Regions from separate parts of the Homo sapiens genome. Here region 2 is linked to region 1. A link is a contact called in ENCODE Hi-C or POLR2A ChIA-PET data. All regions are on one chromosome and are shown on one strand. Each heading gives the region's core, a stretch centred on a gene start or an enhancer-like site at or near the end of the contact. The rest is flanking DNA. Distances are from core to core; before and after follow the strand shown. Region 1 overlaps ITPR1 (inositol 1,4,5-trisphosphate receptor type 1). Region 2 has its middle 43 kb from the start of BHLHE40-AS1.

The links. A loop is a pair of places that touch in the nucleus more often than their neighbours do. ChIA-PET counts read pairs that join two places held with the same protein, here RNA polymerase II (POLR2A). Pooled maps may share reads with other maps.
Region 2: a pooled map shows a loop between it and region 1 (7-fold over the local background). The contact joins two enhancer-like sites. A Hi-C loop is called at or near these places in 1 of 168 maps with a recorded cell type or tissue (heart right ventricle), 14 of 37 single-sample maps with no recorded cell type and 16 of 50 pooled maps. POLR2A ChIA-PET finds 5 or more read pairs at or near these places in 5 of 52 experiments (HEK293T, activated CD4-positive, alpha-beta T cell, activated T-cell and 2 more).

The regions. Positions count from the first base shown.
Region 1 is chr3:4,775,864-4,779,083 of GRCh38, reverse strand. It overlaps ITPR1 (inositol 1,4,5-trisphosphate receptor type 1), which reads right to left. Exons shown (of 62, transcript NM_001378452.1): 48 at 1,710-1,820. Among named protein-coding and RNA genes, the nearest start is that of EGOT, 26 kb to the right of the region's middle. RefSeq lists an enhancer at 2,371-2,440. Within about 2 kb of position 1,860, at least 7 of the 41 ENCODE cell types and tissues checked have a DNase peak (open chromatin) inside an H3K27ac peak, as active enhancers do.
Region 2 is chr3:5,021,698-5,025,200 of GRCh38, reverse strand. No RefSeq gene overlaps it. Among named protein-coding and RNA genes, the nearest start is that of BHLHE40-AS1, 43 kb to the right of the region's middle. RefSeq lists enhancers at 1,465-1,834, 1,282-2,481 and a cis regulatory region at 3,174-3,372. Within about 2 kb of position 1,805, at least 18 of the 41 ENCODE cell types and tissues checked have a DNase peak (open chromatin) inside an H3K27ac peak, as active enhancers do.

The sequences.
Region 1 (3,220 bases), core at 611-3,110:
AAAATATTTCTATTAGCTCTCATAACCCCTAATATAATGAGTACATCTGACACTAGTTAACAAATGTGACCCAAAGGAACAATGTATGCAGGCCAAGCCCTAATTTCCCATTACATTAAAAACACCCATGTTCACACCCCACATCCTGTACTTCCTGGCTTGACTTCATTTTAGGCCCTGGGTCTATGATACTTTGTATGCTTCTTTATGTACAGGACTTGAAAGCTGTTGGGTTTTTTTTCTTTTTTTGGACAGTGAGAGTGGTCTTATTTCTTCCCCTAGTTTAGGTCACAGCAGTTGAGTCAGGGTATCATGCTATCGCAGGGCACAAATTTCTATCATCATCCATAGATCACTGGATTAGTTGAAAAAGTCACTCAAATGCTGACCAGGAGCACATGAACTTCTGTTTATTTCGGACTTTCTGATAAATGGTGGCCAGGTACACAAGGTTGAATCTGTTAAAATTCACTCTAAAACACAATTTGTCAAAAGGAATTAAAAATAGCAGAAAAAAAGTCCATTTAAACCACACACCCAAATCGACTGTTAGTGTGGACTCTCAGTTCTAAATAGTAAAGAAAAAATAACTGCCATTCCCACAGGTTTCTGTGTTCCCATCTTTCCTAATGACCTTTCCTATGACATCCTTCATGCAATAAATACAGCTCAACCTTTCAGCCAAAACCCTGTAGTTCTAGGCTCTTTCATGATAATGATGAAGTGCTCGCTGCTGCGGATGGGCAGATAGAGGACAAATCTCAACATGCCCTGACATGGGAACAGTTAAAAAGGAAATGTGTCCAGAAAGGCTAACATGTTTTGAAATATACTTTAGAAACCTGATGCCTGCAAGCTCAATTGTTAAAACTGAATCATGGGATTCTCAGAGAACCTATGGAACCCCTACATAGAAGGGAGGGTTTTCTGGGTATACTTTAGAAGTCAACATCAGGAATGGTATATCAATTTCTCAAATATCCAAAAAAGGCCAGCTTGGAAATGCTGCAGGTTTAGCACCTAGAAGTCACGATTTTCATTCCGTTAAGCTGTTTGAGTAATAGAGAGTCCAAATGTCAGTGGGGCTTCCACATCAGTCACCTGCAGTCCCGCATTTGTACACAATACAGAGAAACTCAGCAGAGGCCCGCAGGCACATTTTTGGTTTGTGTAATTTTCCTTATTTTAAACCAACATTATTAACCACCCTTCTGCTAAATCAGTGACAAAAGAGAAAAAGGTATTTCCTTGATTAAGTAAAAATACATGTTTGTTTTTTTGGGTTTTTTTTTTTTGGTCCTAGATAGGCTTAGTTGTACTATTCTTCAACCGGCCCTTTTCCCTCAAATGGGGAAAAATCAGAAACCAGAGAGGGAATGGCGTTTCCACTGTTTCTCTCTTTGTGACTTTCAGAACCAAGGTATTTAGTACTCGATGCTGTTGGGATTCACTTCTTAGCTTGGAGCAAGGAATCTTCATTCTGTGTGACCTAACAGTTCAGAAGCTCCTATCCCCTCATGAGATACCTTACGTGGAAGAGAAAGGTTGGAGTTCTGCATCGTAGTCAGCACTAGCAACCTGGGTCATTCATTTAAAGAACTATCTTTAATATTTACTCTCATGACTAATTGCCCATGTGCATGTGCCAAGGCAAAACACAAAAGTGACTGTTTCCAAATGACTGTCTTCTGCTTTTAATTCCTACTTGCCTTCAGTTCTAACACAAGGTCCATCCTCTTCTTTCCCAAAGGATTGATATCATTGAGGATCAGGGCTGTGATGATGTCAATGCCATTGGATTCATGGGTGGCTATGCAGTTCTGAGCAAAGACACACACAGACATTCACACAAACGCTGGTCATAAATCAGACGTCAAAGGCCAACAGGCTGAACTGCTATTTCAACACAATGCTTACCACTCCCAGTAATGTCTCTAGGGGAGAGCTGCAAATTTTCCGTGAGAAAGTGGTAAGAATAAAAGACAGATGAAAATCTCTAGTTTCAGAATTAACAGTAAACAGTAGGAAAGTCCCCATGCACTGTAACTGATAAATTGGTTGTGTCTAATCCAAATCATGCAGCACAGTTGGCTTTTGTTCTTAAGGGAAAATATGGTGTATGACTGATTCTGGGTTCTGAACCCTTTTTCCCCTTTCAAGGTGTGTTCCATTCTCTCTAAAGCACTCTTTTTGTATTTTGTACTTTAGCTTAAGGCTTAAGCTTGGAAAGCAAGTTTCCTGTTTAAGGCACACAATATCAAAATTAATCATCTGCCCCCAGGTAACATCTCCGTTTGCAGCACAATCCACTCTGATCTGTTCCTTTCAACAGGCCCCTATTTGGCAGAGAAGCAAACTTGAGGTAATAAGGAAATTCACTTAGATGTCAAATAAAGCCTTTCCCCAAGCCTGTTGTATTTTTTTTGTTCCTTTTCATTTTAACTAGGACTACACCATCTGCTTCATGAGGGAACCGGGAGAAGAAAGTGCATCTCACAAAATGCTATTCTCACATTCACAGACAACTGAGACCAGGTTTTTAATAGACAATGAGTTGTCTCTCATAAACCGTTCTCCTCTGAATGAAGGGCCTGGCTCCCCAAGTCACACAAGTAACCTTCCCTGGCTGCTGGGTTTAGCACTGACCATTTGAAGCCTTGGTCGTCTCTCTCCAGTTAGGATGAAGCTATAATTTGGTATTAAAAAACATACTTGGCTGGGCGCGGTGGCTCAAGCCTGTAATCCCAGCACTTTGGCAAGCCGAGGTGGGTGGATCACGAGGTCAGAAGTTCAAGACCAGCCTGGCCAATATGGTGAAACCCCATCTCTACTAAAAAAATACAAAAATTAGCCAGGCATGATGGCATGCACCTGTAGTCCCAGCTACTAGGGAGGCTGAGGCAGAAGAATCGCTTGAATCCAGGAGGCAGTGAGCCGAGATTGCACCACTGCACTCCAGCCTGGGCAACAGAGTGAGACTCCGTCTCCAAAAACAAACAAACAAAACATCATACTCAACCTAGCACAATGCAAAAACTCACAAAATCCTTAAGATGCCATGTATAAGCAATGACTCTACTCAAGACAAGAAGTTATTGGGTTGTACTCCCAAAATATTCTTCTTTGAGAGACCAAAGTCAAGACTATCTCATCTTTCTTTCCCCTGAATGTCCATGATGTTTAAATCTCAACTATAAAAATGTCCTTATATTACTTTCAA
Region 2 (3,503 bases), core at 556-3,055, 250 kb before region 1:
GTGCCAAAGCCACTACCATTATTACCTCATTTGATACAACAACCCTATGAGGTCAGTTCTATCACTTTGGTCCCTACATTGCAGATGAAGAGACCGAGGCACAGAGGCGAAGTAACTTGTCCATGTCCCAGAGCTGTAAATTAATGCTCAGTAATGAGCAGAATAGCGTCCTGGTCCATGTAAGCACTTAATGCACTTGTACTCGGCTTTGGAAAGAATGGAGAGACTGCAGTGTATACAAACATCCCAGGAAAACCTCATTCATTTGGACCATTTCCGTCTAGATTTTATTATAATTTGAAAGGAGCCTAGGGTCGTGTTCTCTCTTTTTTTTTTTTTTTTTTTCTGCTTGCGGGGAAAAGCTAAGCAAATAGTACAAACAAAGTAAAAATATTTTTGTGGGGCGTTTTAGAATTTAGACGAGATAGGGTGCATTCAGGATAGTATGACCGTAGACACATTTTAGTATTTATAAAGCATTTTCCTACCCAGGAGTTAACTTTATCTTCACAATACCCCTGAGAAGTAGTTAGAACTGGTCATCTTAGTCCCAGTCTACAGGTGAACTCTGAGAATCTTTCTAAAGAAGAATTTCTAACTAGTAAAGAGAACAAATGATCTTTAGGGACTCGAAAGTAAACTACCCACAATAGCTGAGATGTGAAAACAATAAATGAATGGATAAACTAAATCTAGTATGTACATACAATGAAATATTATTCAGCCTTAAAAAGGAATGAAATTCTGGTAAGTGCTACAATATGATGAATGTTGAAGACATGATGCCAAGTAAAATAAGTCAGACACAAAAGGACGGTATTGTATGATTCCACTTATATGGAACACCTAGACTAGACAAATTTATACATACAGAAGTAGAGTAGAGGTACCGGGGGCTGGAGGGAGAGAGGAGTGGGGAGTTCTCGTTTGATTAGAATTCAATGAACAATTTAATTGGTGATGAATTGAAGGGATGCTGAACAAGCTCTAGGAATGGGTAGTGATGGTTGCACAACGTTGTGAATGTACTTAATGCCTCTGAATTGTGCACTTAAAAATGGTTAAAAGGTGGCTCACGCCTGTAGTCCCAGGATTTTGGGAGGCTGACATGGGTGGATCGCTTGAGCCCAGGAGTTTGAGACCAGCCTGAGCAGCATAGTGAAACCCCATCTCTCCAAAAAATAAAAAAAATTAGCTGGGTGTCGGGGCACATGCCTGTAGTCCCAGCTTCGTGGGAGGCTGAGGTGGGAGGATTGATTGAGCCCTAGAGGGTGAGGCTGCGATGAACGGTGATCACACCACTGCACTCTAGCTTCAGTAACAGAGGAAATTCTGTCTCCAAAAAAAAAAAAGTTAAAATGGTAAATTATGTGTTATGCATATTTTACTACAATGAAAAATTTTAAGAAAAAAAAGGTAACCCACATAGCAATCCCCATGCTTATCCAAGTCTTTCTTTAAAAGCAGACTCCTGGGTACTTATTAAAGCAGAAGCAGTCTTAACCCAGGCCTGCACTTGAAAGCAAGAAAACATCATGCCTTTAAAAAATAGCTCACGAGCGTGTGTTTTCACTAAACACAGGAGGCTGGTATTCCCCTCAGGTATTCCAAGTGAGCAAGATATGGCTGGTAGAGGGGAGAATTGGGAGGTGAGTCACCGGTTTGGCAGGTGACGTCACCATGAGGTGACCGTCTGCGTGGTGTGCCTTCCAACTCCCACGTCTCCCATTTTCTCCACTCAGGGGCGGCCAGGTCACCAGCTGGCTCAGCTGGAAGTCTATCTGTTCTGGTGTGATGTTTAGTGAGAAACATTCCTCTTTATGACTCAGTGACTCAATATCCCAACAGATGGGTTCAGGAAGGCTCCAGCAGCTAAAGCCAACTCCGAGGTCGAAACCTGGATAGCCAAGGAGGAGATGAAAGACATAAACCCTTGGGAAGGGAGAGGAGAGAGCTCGTTTTCTGTTTGTTGGAATGCTAAATATCTAAGAAGTAATGGGATGATTTAGGATAATAATTATTATCCTAAGACAACTTAGGAGACTGGCACACGGAAGAGGATAGTAAATATTTATTGAATGAAATATTCATTGATTATTATTTCAGAGGTATTCAGCTGCAAGAACAATCCCAAACTATGAGTGAAAAACACAGATTCTCGGGCGGGCACAGTGCCTCACGCCTGTAATCCCAGCACTTTGGGAGGCCAAAGTGGGTGGGTCACTTGAGGTCAAGAGTTCGAGACCAGCCTGGCCAACATGGTGAAACCCTGTCTCTGCTAAAAATACAAAATTAGCCAGGTGTGGTGGCACAGGCCTGTAATCCCAGATACTCAGGAGGCTGAAGCAGGAGAATCGCTTGAACCCAGGAGGCAGAGGTTGCAGTGAGCCGAGATTGTGCCACTATACTCCAGCGTGGGTGACAAAAGGGAAACTCCATCTCAAAAAAAAAAAAAAGAAAAAGAAAAATGTATATTCTTACTTATGTCTCACCAACTCTAGTTTTCTCAAAGGGGCACCAGAAATGGAGCTTGATATATTTTCATGGAATTGACACAGGTTTGATACGGACAACTATGATACTGACACAAAGAATCATGATGTTTATGCAGGTAATGAGATCATTAACAAGTAGTAATGTGAAGGGATTGTCTTGGACATGTTTGTACACTCATCCAGCAATTGTTAGCAGAGGTACCATATCTATATAAGATGAAAGGAAATGAGAAAGAGAAAGTATTTGCTTTATTTGTTTTTCCTTTTTTCTCTTTAGGCTCTATACTGTTGAGTCAATCTGGGATGGTTTAAGGTACATGAGCCTCGGTATCAGGCAAGCCTCAAATTAGTCAGTGAGGACTCTTAGTTGCAAGACAGAAACTGGATTCAAATTAGCTACAGGGGGAAAAAAAAGATCCAGCTGATGGCTTCAGGCATAGCTGTTTCCAGGTGCCCAAATGCTAGTGTTAGAGATTTGTTGTTTTTTTAATCTTTCAGCTCTGCCTGCCTATAAGATGACAAGGAATTGTCCCAGTAGCTCTAGTCTTACCTTTTGTGAGCTTAACAACCTCATTAGAAAGAGATCTTTCTTCTCAACAAAAATATCAGGATTAACCCTGGCCAGCCTGGCTTGAGTCACATATTCCTCCCTAGACCTGGAGATGGTGTTAAAGCCATAAGATGATGTTTCCAGAATAAAAAGGAATGGTTGCTGGGCAGGCAAAAACAATGGGTGTCACTCCCTCTGTGCAAATGTATGCCTGTGGGAGAGAGGGTTTATAGTTTATGTGGCACTTTCCTGATTTGTCACTACCTAGTGAGTCAGTCTGATGTGGTGGAATACGAGCGCTCTGGACTCAACAGGCCTGAGTCAAAATGTCGGCTCTTCATTAGCTGTGTGGCCTTGGGCAACTTACTTAAAAGTAACCGTGCGGGTAACTAGCATGTTTTGAGCGCTCGGCATGTGCTAGGTGTTACATATATTAATCTCGTTACTCCACAGCTCTG